Regions from separate parts of the Mus musculus genome. Here region 2 is linked to region 1. The links are chromatin loops, found by intact Hi-C in ENCODE. Cell type or tissue: gastrocnemius. All regions are shown on one strand. Links, peaks and the distances in the headings refer to the core of each region. The heading gives the core; the rest is flanking DNA.

The links. A loop is a pair of places that touch in the nucleus more often than their neighbours do. Peaks named below come from ENCODE experiments on the same cell type or tissue, not always from the same donor. Only the 100,000 strongest peaks of a DNase experiment are listed, where the experiment ranks them.
Region 2: a loop joins it to region 1, with 5 times the contacts of the local background. A loop is called at or near these places in 2 of 42 quality-filtered maps.

Annotation. Positions count from the first base shown.
Region 1 is chr16:24,069,814-24,077,570 of GRCm38, forward strand. It overlaps Gm46545 (predicted gene, 46545), which reads right to left. Exons shown (of 2, transcript NR_155457.1): 2 at 6,662-7,757. Among named protein-coding and RNA genes, the nearest start is that of Gm46545, 9.0 kb to the right of the region's middle. In gastrocnemius, for the core only: no CTCF peak of the experiment used is centred there; DNase peaks (open chromatin) are centred at 3,512 and 5,371; H3K27ac peaks cover 4,536 bases.
Region 2 is chr16:24,146,148-24,153,904 of GRCm38, forward strand. No RefSeq gene overlaps it. Among named protein-coding and RNA genes, the nearest start is that of Gm32126, 9.5 kb to the right of the region's middle. In gastrocnemius, for the core only: no CTCF peak of the experiment used is centred there; a DNase peak (open chromatin) is centred at 3,509; H3K27ac peaks cover 4,509 bases.

The DNA of each region.
Region 1 (7,757 bases), core at 1,141-6,140:
TAGCCTACTGACCAGACAATAATTCTATTTGAGATAGTGGTAATTTTTGAGACATGATCTCTCTCTGCAGATCAGAAGGGCATGGAACTCACTATATAGCTCAGGCTGGCCTCAGTCTCATAGGACTCCTGCCTTGGCTTTCCATAATACTCAAACTACAGACATGAACCATACTGCCTAGCTAAAGCCCTAGCACTAGAGTATAGTTTTCCATTTTTAGTTAACATATCTGCTCTTCGAGATGAGACAATAAGGCCCATTGTTGGTCCTTTCTATCTCACTCTGTGGGTTGGTCGTTAGAAATCATCACTGAGAAATGAAGTTCAAAGCAGCCGATAGTGCTAGGTCAGCAATGAACATAAAACACCGAGAACCTTGCTAAGTACAGACCATGCCATAACATACATCCCCACACGTACCTTCTGCATGTCTTCTTCTGTCCCATCCAGCTGTGTGGTCAGGGGAGTTTGAGAACACATACTACATGCACTTTCTGGACTCCCAAATGTAGGCAGATTCTTCCAGAGAGCATCCAAATGTGAGACATAGACTTTTAAATCACAGACAGTTGGAAGTGGATCAAGGGCACTGAGCTGGGACACAGTAGGCCTATCCCTATCTTCCTCTCCCCCTGACTTCTGGGGAAGTGGTATTTCTTGTTTTGTTTTGTTTTGTTTTGTTTTGTTTTGTTTTGTTTTGTTTTGTTTTGTTTTGTTATCTTGCGTACCTAGAGTTTCCACTTATGTACAGGTTGCTGAATGAACCCAGAATCAGGGCAGTGAGCCTAAGCCATCTAATCCTCTGATTTGCTTTTGCTTTGGCTGAGGGTCATAGATTGAATTGTGTCCCCTTAAAATTACTATGTTGATGCCCAAACAACTTGTAACTTTGAATGTGTTCTTTATTGGCGAGAAGGTCTGTTCAGAGTACCTAAGCTAAGGAGTTTAATTCAGAGTTGGCTCTAATCCAGAGTGTCTGGTAACCTTATTAAAGAGAACATCTGCACACAGACAAGGACATGTGCACAGGGAGAATGGCATGCACATATGCAGATGTCACCTGTAAGTCAAGGAGATGGCCTGGAACAGCTCTTTCCTCCTCAGTCCACATACGGAACCAACTATGCCCACACCCACACTTTGGGCATCTGGAGTCAAGCCTGGAAGACAATATGTTCTGTTGTTTAGATGGCCCAGCCTGCTCTGTGTTGTGGCATCTCCAGCAAAGAAACACAGTGACTTTTTACCTTGCCCCTCATCTGTCCTAATTTACTCCCACTCAGCTGCTCCATGTAATATGCCTGTTATCTGGCTTTTTAGGCACCGAGACTGTAATCTCTACAAGAGACACCCAAGCAGCATTTGGGGCCATTCCTTGTAATTACTTCCTAAGAGCCTCTAAAATTTTAGAAGCAAAGGTTGTATTCCATGAGAATCTCAACTCCAAAGCCTTGTGGGGCAGACTATCACATACCCTGGGTCTGTGTGGTTTGTTGATATATATTAAGTTCTTGATGCACACAGTGAGAAACTTTCATTCAGAGTGCCTGTAGTCTGTCCCCGTTGCAGATCATAATTTCCTAGAATGAGTTCGCTGGAAGTGGGGATGGGCAGGGAGGCATGGACTGACCTGCAGAAGGGGTAGAAATAAGCTTGACACACCACCGTTCCTGGAACCCATCATTCTACAGGGAAGACATTCTCCCCTGGTGGCCTTATGTTCAACTAGCTGAGTTTAACATCAGGACCCAGGGGCCTTTTGATTTACCCAGTGAGCTGTAATAAGCTGCAAGGCCTCAGGTACCATCGTGTATAGAACAAAACATTTGAACAAATTAGAAGCCTGCAGCGCTGGAAGCCTGGCCTTCATGGGACTAGAAAAGGCACACAAAGTACTGGGACTGGGAAGAAGTCTCTCTCTAAACATGTGATTACACAGCTCCTTTCAGCCGAGGTGCTTTGGGTTCCTCCATGATTCTAGAATTCTAGAATCCTCAGTCTCGAACCTAAATCAGAAGTCCAGGGGTCAGGGAAGGAGACCAGGTGGGTGGCCGAACCCAGAGAACAATCCAGTGGAGGAACACAGGTTCTCTTCAGCTATGTCCTGGATCGTGTCACTCCTTTGCTCCCGCCTCCCCTGATGCCCCATTTCTCCTGTAGTGACATCCCAAGTCTCTGAAAACACTCACAATCCACAGACTTGCTTCTATGTTGCCTCTTTGGGCTTCATGCCCACTCCTTTCCCAGGCCCCTCTACCCCAGCACGATCAGACACTGCTATAGTGACACAGCTTCCTTCTCTCTAGAATGCATTTTGAGGCTTTCTTCTGGGCAGGCACTTCTATGGTTATATGATTGGTAAGCCCCTGCTCTCCACAAAAAGCTGGAATCTCACCTCCGCTGTAGCTCTACATCAGCCTGTGCATTGGTCCCTGGCCACCCCAAACCAGGGCTTTCTGCTGCCGGGACTTTAGCCCTCTTAGCACAGTAGATCTTTGCCCTGCTTAGGATATAGAATAACATTGGTCTCCCTGCTAGGAGGCAGGTCCTTCAGAGGCCTGTAGACCTCTGAAGTGTGCCTGCTCAGCCAAAGCTCCCTGAATAGAAGAGAAAGCAATGAAAGAGAATGTAAGAATTACCATTTTTGAAGTATTTTAAGCTTCATAGAGCAGTAGCAAAGACAATACAGGTTTCAAATAAATTCCTTGCAAATGCTCAATTGTATCACCATATTTCCCCGGAGATTAGCCATATCAACATTAACGTTACTAGTTTCAACTCCAATGGCATCTGCAGAACCCCTTGGGTTGCAAATGCCCTCTCCTCCCCAGCCCTCTCTTCCCCACTCTCTGCTCTCTCCTCTTTTCTTTTCTCAACTCTCCTCTCCACACATCAACTCACTCATACCACCTATAGTGCAAGGCTAGGGAGGAGAAAAGAGAGTATATCCACGAACAGATTAAAGAGGCTCTTCAAGGCTTCATGGTTTGAAAGAGAAGGATCAAATCGTAAGTGAGCCGGGGTTTCCTAACTCATGGCTTGTCCCTGTTTCTTTGGGCAATGCTGCCATTTTTCCAATCAGGTTCCATTGCCTCTGCTCTGGCTGCATGGGCTAGCATGGTTTTTTCCTTTCCTTTCCTTTCCTTTCCTTTCCTTTCCTTTCCTTTCCTTTCCTTTCCTTTCCTTCCCTTGCCTTCCCTTCCCTTCCCTTCCCTTCCCTTCCTTCCTTCCTTCCCTTCCCTTCCCTTCCCTTCCCTTCCCTTCCCTTCCCTTCCCTTCCCTTTCTTTCTTTTTTTGTATTTCTGACAAGGTGAAGATGGCAGCTGCCTCTTCAGCTTGTATGCTGGGCTGGCCCTGAGCAGCTGTAACTCACACTACCAAGTGCTGAGACACCAACATTCCTGCCCCTACACGGCATATCCTCCCCTCACTCAATCATTCTGCACCCGAAGTGCCAGAGGGAGGAGGTGCTGCCAGCCGTGGCTTACCACAGGGTCCTCAGGCGCCCTGCAGCCTGGTGACTGGGATGCCATCTGGCACCCGCCACAGCTGCAGGGCCTCCAGCCTGGCCTAGAAATCCAGAGTGGGCTCTTGGCATTGGCGCAAGAAAGCCCTCTAGCCTCTGGTCAGTATGTCCATCCTTTCCTAGATGGAACAAGCCACTGATTGTCTCCAGGCCTCAGCCTCCTCAGCTGTCAGGACAGGAGAAGAAGTGAATTTGGGAGTACTTGATCTTTCATTTTTCTCAGCCCTGGATCCCCTTATATTCAGGAAGGAGTCTTAGGTCCTGTTCCCAAGTAGAAACAGTACTCAGTATGGAGAAATGGAGACTCATGAGCAGTGAAAAAGTAGCGTCAGAGGGAGAGATCTGATATGGATGCTATGGTGAGGATCAGATGACTTCAGCATAGGTCAAGCATGCAGTCAGTGGTCAAATATTTGCAACAGCAGTAGTGAGAATGACATCTATCCCGAGTCTCATCTGCTCCCGTCATCCATCCGAAGCCAGGCCCTTGCTTTCCGCTGCCATGTGTTCTCTGTGCCAAGGGTGCACACACGCCTCTGTCCCAGCTTCCTAAAACATAGCTGTGCTATGCATTCCTTTCCTGTTCAGAATCCTTCACTGATGCCCAAGCACCCCAGGAGTTAGGTGTCAATGCTTCACACTGTGCATCAAGAGTCACAACACATGGGTCCCCCCTCCTAACCTTCCCAGCCTTCTTGGTTCCCCACACCTGCCCAGTGCTTTGGTAAACCTGCCTTTCGTGACCAACAACAGGTGCTAGTTGTTGATGTCTGGCAAAGAGCAATAAGATCGTATGTTAGATGTGGCTCTGGAGTCAGAAAAAAATTAATGTTGGATGGCTGTGTGGCCCTCAGCAATCTCTGAGCCTTGGTGTCCCCACTTCTAAAGAAGGATTTGTAAATGGTACCTCAGGACTGTGAGGACAGAAGCCAGATGGAGAGCGTCTGATCTCCAGTGAGTACCACTACTCAGTACCCCTTGTTACTCGGTGCTCCCATACTCTGGCTGGGTCCTGCCTAATACTGACCCCTTCCTGACGGACTGAGATATGCTTCCCTAGTACGCCTTCTGCACACACCCTGCTTTTCCCTTTGTAGAAGTCAGGTCTGGTTCTTCTTCTCAGTCTCGTGCTGTCAGAAAGAAGACTCAGGCTCAACATATATTTACAAATGCCTTGGCCATACAGCTAGGCTCTTCTCTGACTCGATCATAACTTAGATTAAACCCATTTATCCTAATCTACATTCTGCCATGTGACTGGTTACCTGTGCTCAGGTACCACACATCGATCTCCTCACATTTTCCCTGGTGAATTTCCTGTGCCTGGCACTATCCCAAAATCCTTTCTGCTTTTTGGATGTCCCACCTCCAACTTTCTGACTCCGCTATAGGGCATCAGTTATACTATTGACAGGTGTCACATCCATACAGACACAAGATATTTTCTCTACACCCCTCATAGTCTAGTGACTTGATTCTTCTTTTCTTTTTCCTTTTTCTTTTTCTTTTTCCTCTTTTTTCTTTTTTCTTTTCTTTCCTTTCTTTTCCTTCCCTTTCCTTCCCTTTTCTTTCCATCCCTTCCCTTTTCTTTTCTTTCCCTTTTCTGTCAGAGTGAAGCCCCTGAATGTAAGAAGAAATCTTTCACCAACCAGCCAGCACTTCAAAGGTGTCAACCAGAGTACGTTGGACAATGAGCTAAAACAATGAAATTAGAGTGAAAGTATGGATCAGGGAGATCTATAGACGCACACTGAAATCCTAAGGGTAGGCTACCTCTTCCATGGTCAGTACAGGATGGCTGAGTGCCAGCTCTAAGTCATGCATGTCACCCTGTAGGAGTGGATAAAGCCATTAGCGAGCCTGGGTGGGGATAGCTTTCTTTGCTCGGGTTGTGTTGCAGTACAGGAGGGTTGAACCCAATGAGCAAGTAGGGGTGAGGGAGGAGAGGCAATGAGAAAGTGTGATTTTTATTTGTTTACCTCTCACCTGTCGGGGCACCTTGGGCCATGGATGAAATGAATTAGGCTTTAAAAAAACCAAACCAAACCAAAAAAATGAACCAGTCACTCTTCAACATGGTCCGCAGAGCAGCAGCAATGGAATTCCATACCAGAGCAACAGAAATATAGAAGTGGATTGACAGTCGGAATCAGCAACTTCAGAGGGGGCCCAAGCAATCACCTATTCTATCTGGTCCTCATGTTCTGAGGCACGGTCAAGTTTGAGAACCACAGGGCTATCTATACACAGGGACTTTTAAAGTCCTTTCCTTTTGTTTGTAGTTGCAATGGTCTATATTTCTTCTATTGATGTCTTAGTCCTTTTGCTGATGAAGGAGCAGATACTCACCCTCACTCATTCCATTTATATGTTCTACCCAGCAAAGTCCTTGTCCTCTAAGACCTCAAGAACATCCACAGTTTAGGACCCTGGGGTGTCCCTGGACATGTGCTCTAGTGGTGGATCCTTTGAGAAGACATCCTATGTTGGCATTCTGATCCAGGGCCTAGCAGGCCCAAGGCAGGGTTTATGTCAGAGGCCTCAGGGAGGGTGAGGCTGAGGTCCAAAGAGGCCTGGTGAGGAGGGAGGCTGAGGTTCAGGGGTGTGACAGTGTAATCCCCTTACCCAGTGTCCCATCCTGGGGATGTGAAGAAAAGCTGTCCTGTGTTCTAAGAGGCTGGTTGCAGCCTCAATTCATTTTCACATTGGCTGCCTTTGGGGCCAATATGCCTCCACCCTGAATTTTCTATCCCTTTCAATGGGGCTCAGCAAATCATATGAAAAAGTCAAGAGGCTGTTTAAGAAGCACTCATCTGGACCCACAGACACACACACACACACACACTCTCTCTCTCTCTCTCTCTCTCTCTCTCTCTGCCCCTCCTCCAATGCCATGATGATTCACTTCACATCTCTTCTCCTGTCATTTTATGGAGTCATGATGATGGTGAGGATGAGCTTTAGGGGATAGAGTGGGTGTGGGGAACTCCGTGGTTAGAGGACCTCGCAGTGGGGACACCCTGTTGCAGAAGCAGAACTCAAATGGTTTGGGTAATTATCTGTATGATAGATGAAATCCAAAGAGCACAGAACCAAAGAAAGACAAACACCCATTCCCTGATGCCCACCCCACCCCACCCCCAGCAGCCAGGCACCCACTCTTTTACCCCAAAGCAGAGATCATACCAAGAGCAGAAAGAGGCAGGGTGGAGAAGCAGAAGGGCAGTTCTGGGCCCTGGAGCTTGTGACAGTGGCTACCTTCCTAACCATCCCAGCAGATGTCCCTCTAGCAGACAGGCAGAAGGAAGTCTCTGTGGTCTGGGGCCCCACCCTGGATAGTTCTGTAATGGTGCCATTCTCAGAAGAGGAAGTGCAATGCCATGGGTAGGCACCGAGGTCTTTCTCCCAAGGGACACTCTACTTCTTGGTCCAGGTGATATTGAATGATATCCGTGGCTATTCCATCTCTTTGTGTCTTGCTCTCTGAAAGTAGAGAATGTTAGCCATGCCAGCACAAGCCCCTTGCCTAGGCACGTGAGAAAGCACAGTGGATAGGGCTGTTTATATTGGCACTTCTCCTTTATCTAACGTTGCCAGCTATAGGAGTTTCACGTGCAGTATCTCATCGGTGCCCTCTGTCAAGCCTGGCCATACATTCTTAGCCTTGTAAGGAAAACAAGATGGAGAGAGGTTGGTTTCCAGTGTCACACAGCAAGTCTAGAGTGGCTTAGGGGTTTTGAGTAGAGACTTGTCATTTCAGCACAACATTCTGCTCTCTCACCCATGAAAATTCAAGGCCTTTTCAAGAAAATGCTATCCCCTGGTTGTGCCATCATTGCCTCATGCCTCTGACTCTCCAGATGCTTGCAATTCTCACAAACAATATTCTGTTTCCCTCGTTTCTGGAATCCAGCCTCTCGACACGCGGGCAGATTTGGCTGTGACCTCTACTCTATTTTCTTCAGAGTCCAGACAGAATTCCTTAAGAGTCCACAAGGACTTATTGCATTTACTAGTTCTCAATGAGGTCAAAGGGAAACATTGGTCCTGTGGGTTCTCCGGAGCATGACTCTGACCTCTATAGCAGCTTGGGCCTTGAGATGGTGAGACTTCATAAGAGAAGGCAGACTCCTAAGACATTCCGGGTTGGGGGCTCTTCCCAGTGGGTGCCATTGTTCCCCATGGTTGGGAATCACAGTGTGGGCTCAGGCCCCCTCTGCTCTGGAGCTGGG
Region 2 (7,757 bases), core at 940-5,939, 76 kb after region 1:
TCTTTTCTTACTGTGGCCCAAGAGATCTTCACAAATTTCAGTGGAGTGTTGTACAAACTAAGGGCAAGCAAGACCACTCCAAGGTATGGTTGATGGGGTTGTCGTTTATTGTAGACCTGAGGGAGAGAAAATCCAGAGGCATCGAGAAGAGTCCAGATCAGGGAAAGTAGCTGATTGAACATGGCTGGTAGACTAGATTGGGTGATGAGAGGAAAGAGGGAGGGGAATGAAGAGAGAGGGCAGGCAAAGGAGGCCAAGAGAGAGAGGACAAAAGGAGGCCAAGAGAGAGAGGACAAAATATATAGAGGAGAGAGAGAGAGAGAGAGAGAGAGAGAGAGAGAGAGAGAGAGAGAGAGAGGTTAAAATGTCAAGGTTATATGAAATAAGAAGCTGGGGAAGGAGGGTCATGGGCTAGAGATGTTTAGGGTAGGGAATGAGGTGAGAAGCCCTAAGAAGAACCATTGGTTGTTGTGATACTGACGAAACAGATGACATTGGCCCCTCTGCAAACTTTCAAAGCTCCTTGTTGATGCCTGGCTAAAACCCAAATACTCAGGACAGATGTGAAGGGCTCCACACTAGCCTCCCAAATCGGCTTCCCAGTCAACAGGACCAGTTCTCCACCTGAGTCTCAGCCTTCCTCAGAATGCCCATCTCCTGCCCACTGCTCTCATGGAATACTGCACTTATCTAAGGCTGGGCATTCGGATGGGATATTTACCTCTGTGGTCGTTACTCCTTGCTTTTCTTTCTCTTCCTTTCTCCGGGGCTTTTTGTTTTTCTTGTGTGTTACTTTTTAAAGTTTTTTTCCTCAACCATCTTAAGGCAGATCAGATTAGTTATAACCTTCTGTATGGTCCTAACATGCTTGGTTCATACATGTCATAATGTACACATCATATTGAATCAGACGTATTTGTGTGTCTATGTATGTATAATAAACTGTTGGGAGCAGGCATCATACCTTATTCATGCTTTTATAGCTAGAACTAGCATGAGCTGTATGCCTAAGCATGAACTGTGTGCCTAGTATTAGTGGGTATTTAATGAACACTCAAGTAGGTAGATCATTAGATGGAAAATGGACAGATAGATAGATTACTATTGCATGAATGGAAGATAGCTGATCCTCCATTTTAAAAGTAAGCTAGCTATGATCTGATACCTGATCTTTGAAGAGAAGAAAGGGAGGAAATGGTTTTTAAGCTTATTTCCAGACCTGATGGCTTTGAGTCTAAGAGTCAATGAATCACAAAGGATTATTGACATTGGAATCAGAGATTTTACTTAGCCTGGTTGCTTGAGATAACTCAGAGAGCTTCCAGGTTCACGAATAGAGATCAAAAAGTGTGCAGTCTCCTGACATGAAAGACAGCTATACTAGGATTAAAAAAAAAAAATCTTGGGCACAGTCAGAGTGCCCGCCCATCCTAGTTGGCAACGTTCATAATACATCAACATACTTGCCAAGGGAAGAAACCTCCAGCAAAACAGGTTCTGAGTTGGCTCAGGAACAACATGACTATACATTCCTGTAAATTTCCAGGACCATGAGAAGTCTCAGTGTGATATATATGCACTACTACCATACATGGGTCCAGTGGCCATCTTTGATCTTTCTTGGTCCCTGTGGGTGTAGAGTTTAGGAGAGACTTGTACAGACTTAGGTCAGATATCAAGACAGAAATAATCCTTAACTCTACTTTCAGTTGAGGAGAAAAGTTGAAGGCAAGCCATTCCCTCTCTGCCTAGCTAGAGAAGAAGTTCATTTGAGGTTCATGTCAAGCCAGAGGCCGATCTAGATGCAGCCATGTGCTCAACCCTATCTTAAGTGATATGGAGAACATAAGGAACAATACAATGCCTCCTGTCTTCAGGGAGTCTACACACGGGAGACAATCAGTGACATGCCAATATGCTGTCAGTAAGTAATATGCAGTGCAGAGAGAAAGCCATGTGGATGAGGCACTGAAGGCTAAAGGAAGGACAGACCACTTTATAAGGGAGGAAGTCTGGTCAACAGACAGATCCACCATGTCAGTCAGGAAAACTGCTCAAACACAGGGTTCAAGCACAGGGCACTGGAGATCAAAGTGTGGGTAAGAGAAGAAAAGAGGTTGGTTTTTTTGTCCGTCCGTCCCCCAAGATGTTGAAAGATGTGAGAAAGAAGGAGTGACCACCTCTAGGGACCTGACCTGCTTTATATATATATATATATATATATATATATATATATATATATATATATATATATATATATATATATATATATATATATAGTGAAACCCTGTTGCTATCCCCAAATGCCAACATCCACAGTTTAGAATGCACTGCAGGAATTGGAGACTACTGGAGAGCTTGTGGACTTGCATCTCATTCTTACCTAGAGGACCACTAGCAGAAGACGTTTGGCAGTAGCTCCACCCTCACGGAGGACTGGACACGGAACCGCAATGACTTCCTCTACGGAGCCTCTGTGATGAAGTCTCTTTGTAGAAAATAGGAAAATGTTCACACACAGACCCACATTCAGATTTCTCTGAGAAGTCACCTGGAACAGTAAAGGTACAATCTAGAAGCCAGGACACCCGATGTACTGCTCCAGCAGGGCAGCAGGGTCTGACAGACCCTGGAATCTTACAGAGTCTTGCCTTCAGTCTAGACTGTGATCCCAGCCACTGGTGTCTCCTGCAAGCAGCAGGTTTCCAGGCCCAGGATCAAAGGCAGGAGGAATAAGTATTGGAGACCAGAGACCCTTCATTCTGAAACTCAGAAAGAGAAACCAGGTCCAGATCACCAGAGAGTTCCAGCCTGGAACACATTATGTATTCCAAACTTCCCTTTCACTCTTGAAAATCCTCCTGCCTCAGCCTATTAAGAGCTGCAATTACAGGTATGAGTCACTGTGGCCTGATTCCTCGTTACTCTTGAGAAGAAGAGTATTAGTAATGCAAAAACCAACAATACACCCAGCAATATATAGAATGTCTGATGCTGCAATTTTGTTTGTCAACAAACTAAAAGATAACACACGCCTCCAGGGCCAGCAATGTCAACGGTCTGGTTGGGGTGTCCTATAGTTACCTCCCAGGTTTCCACGCTTTCTACATTTCCACTCTGGGTCCTAGAAAATGAGGAGCTAAGAAGGTAATTATGCTATCGGGTGCTGACAGACCCCGAAGCGCCTTGTGAATCACCAAAGAAAGCTTAAGTCACACTATCATTTTAGCGTTCAGCAAAGTGTGTTGTAATTATGTCTTTGGAAACCAAGAATCTCAAATGATATGGATGGTAACCAGATGAACCAGAATTTTCCATTTGCCTAGAATACTCCATTGCCTGGCTACTTTATAGAAACAGGAACTTGCTTTAACATGAGAGTAACAATAAGCTACAGTGACTAGATACTAGTAGTCTCTGGCTTGCCAAGTGTCCAGTGTGTGTCAGCAGCAGAGATTGCTGACCACGGCAGCCTGGCATTATGGGGACCCAGTCAGGCTCCATTTCAGAAATCATGGGCGGTGTTTCCATGGAGCTCTGCCCGAAAAGAGGTGATCTAAATCTTACATGAGAGATGTACATCAACAGGGAGCCGTGCCTAGAACACTGTGACCTACAAAATCCTATTAAGGAGCTCAGAATACACAATCAGTTTCAGAGACATCAAGTGACCTTGTGCAAGGCACTACATACACTGCTTTGCCTATTTCACTGTCCCCCTCCCCACAAAAGCTCTATAAACACCTTGGCCAGCAGCTCCCTAGCCTGGGAACAGAGAGCAAGCTGATTTTCACTGTTTTGTTTTGTTTTGTTTTTTTTAATTGTTGTTGCTGTTTTTAAGCCTGCTCCTTCTAGCAACCACTGTGTTGCTTGTGTTGCTTGTGTGTGTCGTTCTAGAAAGGTACACACAAATTCACGGCGGTGGGGGGGGGGATGTCACCTACTGCTCAGATTGGAGCATCCCCCTCCATGTGTCTCCTTTTAAAGATTCTATCACTTAACTTTGATAGCCCTTCACCAAGAATGCATGTTTCTTGGCATGCTTATGACTAGGAAGGAGTTGGCTGACCCTGATTCATAACTGCTCTTTCTTTAGTGGATAAAGGCAGCTGCATAATGCGATCCGTCCCCCATTTCTTTTGTTTGAGCTGCCAAGGATCTCAAACACATGCTACGTGCCTCATTAAAATTATTCTTATTGTGGATTTTCTTCTTCTAACTCTTCTCATCTTCCGGGACAAGGTCTTAATCTTCTCACTCTGCTTTTCTGATCAGGATACCCATTTTGGAAGTAAGGAGCATGTAGGTAAAAAAAAAAAAAAAAAAAAAGTGCAGACTGATCTGTCTTAGGAAAGAAAGGTGGGAAGATCAGTCCTCATTCTGGGGTGGTGGCTATACCTTCATTTGCAACACAGGTTAACCATTAATATTCAAAAGACTAATGATGAATCTTTGCATGGCGCTTTCCATCCATAAAACAAATACTTCCCCATGCATGATCTCATTTTGTAAGTAGCAATTGCACTGTACTGATGGGGTCAGGGAAGGTCAGAGAGATTAAGTGTCTAGCCAAAGGTCAAAAAGGACCTTGGACCTTCTACTGCTGAGCTGGGTTCTGTTGGTTCTTTCTCTCTGCACTCTGTCTCCCATTGACTTCTCTTTTAAGCCAGCACCTTCACCCTCCTCCTGGGCAAGATATTTTTGAACATGAAAACTAGAACCAAACAGATATGCTGTTTTAGTGGGCCTTTCCCGTCTTGAGACGGTCTGTAAAATGCCTGGAAACCACTTATGGCTGAGTGCAGGAGACCCGAGCTCCCTGCCACCTGCCCAGGGTTTCATGCTATAGTCTCTGATAAGCTTCTTCCTTCTCAATAAACTCTAAATAAGTGCAAATTACTTCTCCCTGTCCCTAACCCCTAACTATCATACAGAAGCTTGTTGGGACAGTCAAAGGGGAAAATGGCTGTTAATTGTTGAGGCTTTTTGGTGGGAAGGCACATGATAAGATCTCAGGGCCAGGCACTTCCACCAAGTGGCTCAGTTCTCTGGTTTCCTTTAACATGACAGTACAGTGCTGGGAGGCACTGCATTTGTGATTCTGTTTCCTTCCATCTCAGGTCACTTACCCACTGCCAAGTGCACCGTCAATGCTCTGGGGATGGCCCAGAAGAGCCACTGCCTCTAGAACCATGTGGAAGGACCTTGAAAGGCATGTGTACCAATGATGTTGTGTCTGATCCAGATTAGGCCAGACCCCATTCTGGTTTCCCATTAGGCCCCAGATCCTGCCCACAGTCTGGGGGGGGGGGGGCTGGAGAGGCTAATCTCAAAGGGCCAGATATGAGTCAGTTTCCACACTCAACACCAGGCGTGTGGCTTCCTGAAGCACAGACAAGGAAGTGCTGAATTTCAAAGAGCAAGGTTTTTTTTTTTTTTTTTTCTTTGCATACCATATCCGGAACTGAAACCACCGATTCATTTCACTTTAGATCTCATACTAACATTCAGATCGTCAATTATAGTCCAGAGATAAGATGCCGAGGCTTCATCAGCCCTGTCCTTGTCTCCCCTCACGCCCCCGTTTCTTTTGCTGTGTTATTGCAGGATTCTTCCCTTTCAACTTTTTCGCTTTCAGTGTAAACAGCACAGACTGTGGAAGGTGTGTTGGATATATATATATAATAATGAGTCAAATATCTAAATATCTCTTGAGAGCATGGCTAAGCTCAGAACTTCCCTCTTCCCTCAGTGGTCACCTCAGCTCTTTGTGAGTGTGGCTGTAGGTTCGGTTATCCCATGCCATACGATAAGTGGCTCGGTGAGAGTGACTGACACCTTGTTAGCTCGTGACAGCGGTTAAAAGATGAACGCTGCGGACAGATTCATGCAAAGTACCCTCAGGAGGAGAGAGGCCACTGAAAACAGACACATCCTCTGAGCTCTGCCTGCAGCATCAACCTGTTAGCAGGAAGAAGGATTCCTGCACTTACATAGCAAGTACAAACAACTTTCACATCCTTTCTCTCTCCTGATGCTTACCAGAACTTCTGAGATCAGTCATACAAGCCTTACCCTCCACACTTTAGAGATGACAGGACCCAGAGCTACTGAGAGTGGAAAGATGGGCCTGCGCAGTAACAGTGAGAAATCTACACCTCAGTGATATGGTTCCCAAGTCCAGTCTTCCGGTAACTTCCATCAAACCTTATGTATAATTCTTTAGTGCACTGTAGCCCACAATCTAAAGCTCTAGACATCTGTTGACCTTTTAAGTCTTAAGATCATGCAGGTCAAGGTTAATGGCTAATGGATAATTACATTTACACAACCCCTCTAGGCCTCAGTTTTCATTACTCTAAAGATGAAGAAATGCTATTAAATTTAGTGCTGCTTGCATTTCCAGCACTCTGTGCATGAGTAACTGCTGAATTCAAAGTATTTGCTCTGCAGCCTGAGTGCCCAGGATGGCAGTACTGTTAGGCAAAAACAGCCACCTGACTTCCATGGTAAAATAAGTAAGAGGAAAGCACCATTATCAATAAGACTTCATAGGTCTACGAGAGAGGGGACTACAGATATATATTAGTCCTCCAACTTGGTCCTAGACCATGAAAGATAAGCATCCTGTAGTGTTATTACGATGGGCAGTAGAGACATCCTTGATGATCCCATTGGTCTCTCAAGGGAGCAGGACAAATTCTGACAAAGGTTTTATGACCACCCCAGCCCTACAAATCCCCAACCCTACCCTCTGCTGGTGTTTCACATGCTAGGCCATGCAGTGTGGTCCTTCAAGCCCAGTCCCACCTGAAGCTGAGTGATACTGACTATACACTGACTATACATGTGATAGACTAGGTCCTAACACAGCAGCCAAGGGAACTGTGGTTTTATAAAAGTTCCCACAGTCCATTTGAAAGCAAAGACTTACACATATTATCTGAACTTAGGAATTAGGACAGTGCCTTGGATTGTCTTGGTTCTTTACTATCTTTTCTTTTTTTCTTTTTCTTTTTTTGGAGAGCAGAATCCCATGGTTCTCTTACAGTGGGAGAAGAGAGATGAGCTTGTCCAAGTTTCAATCTACCTATTGCCATTCTGTTCCCATGGCTGTTCTAGAACATTCCCTTGTTCAGAGAAAGAAATGTTAGACTTTTGGAGAGATTCATAGGATACCAACTGGGACATTTTTATATCCTGAAACCCTCTTGCCTTGTCTTTTTCCATTTAGCATCCTTTCTATTGCCTCTGTGGAACTGCTTCTGGGGTGAGATTCTCATCCTAGGGCAGCTCCCTGTCCTATCAGTTTAGATGATTCAAAAGCTCTTAACTATATTCTGTCTAGTAGCAACTTCCTCCTCTGGTCTGCTCCAATCAAGTCTGATCCTACACCAAGTGTGGAATGCATCCCTCTCCCCTCTCCCCTCTCCCCTCTCCCCTCTCCCCTCTCCCCTCTCCCCTCTCCCCTCTCCCCTCTCCCCCTCCTCCTCTCCCCTCTCCCCTCCTCCTCCCCCTCTCCTTCTCCCCCTCCCTCTCCCTCCTCCTCCTCCCTCTCCCCCTCCCCTTCCCCCTCCCCCTCCCCCTCTCCCTCTTCCCCTCCCTCTCTCCCAGTTTCTCCAAAGGGTAAATCTTTGGAATGTCACAGATACTATTTACCTCTTCTCTTGGAAAGACTCCACTCAAAGTTTGGACCTCTTCCCTTAAGTTTAGGGAACTATGTCAATAAATAACGCAGAAAATCAATGTTTCTTACA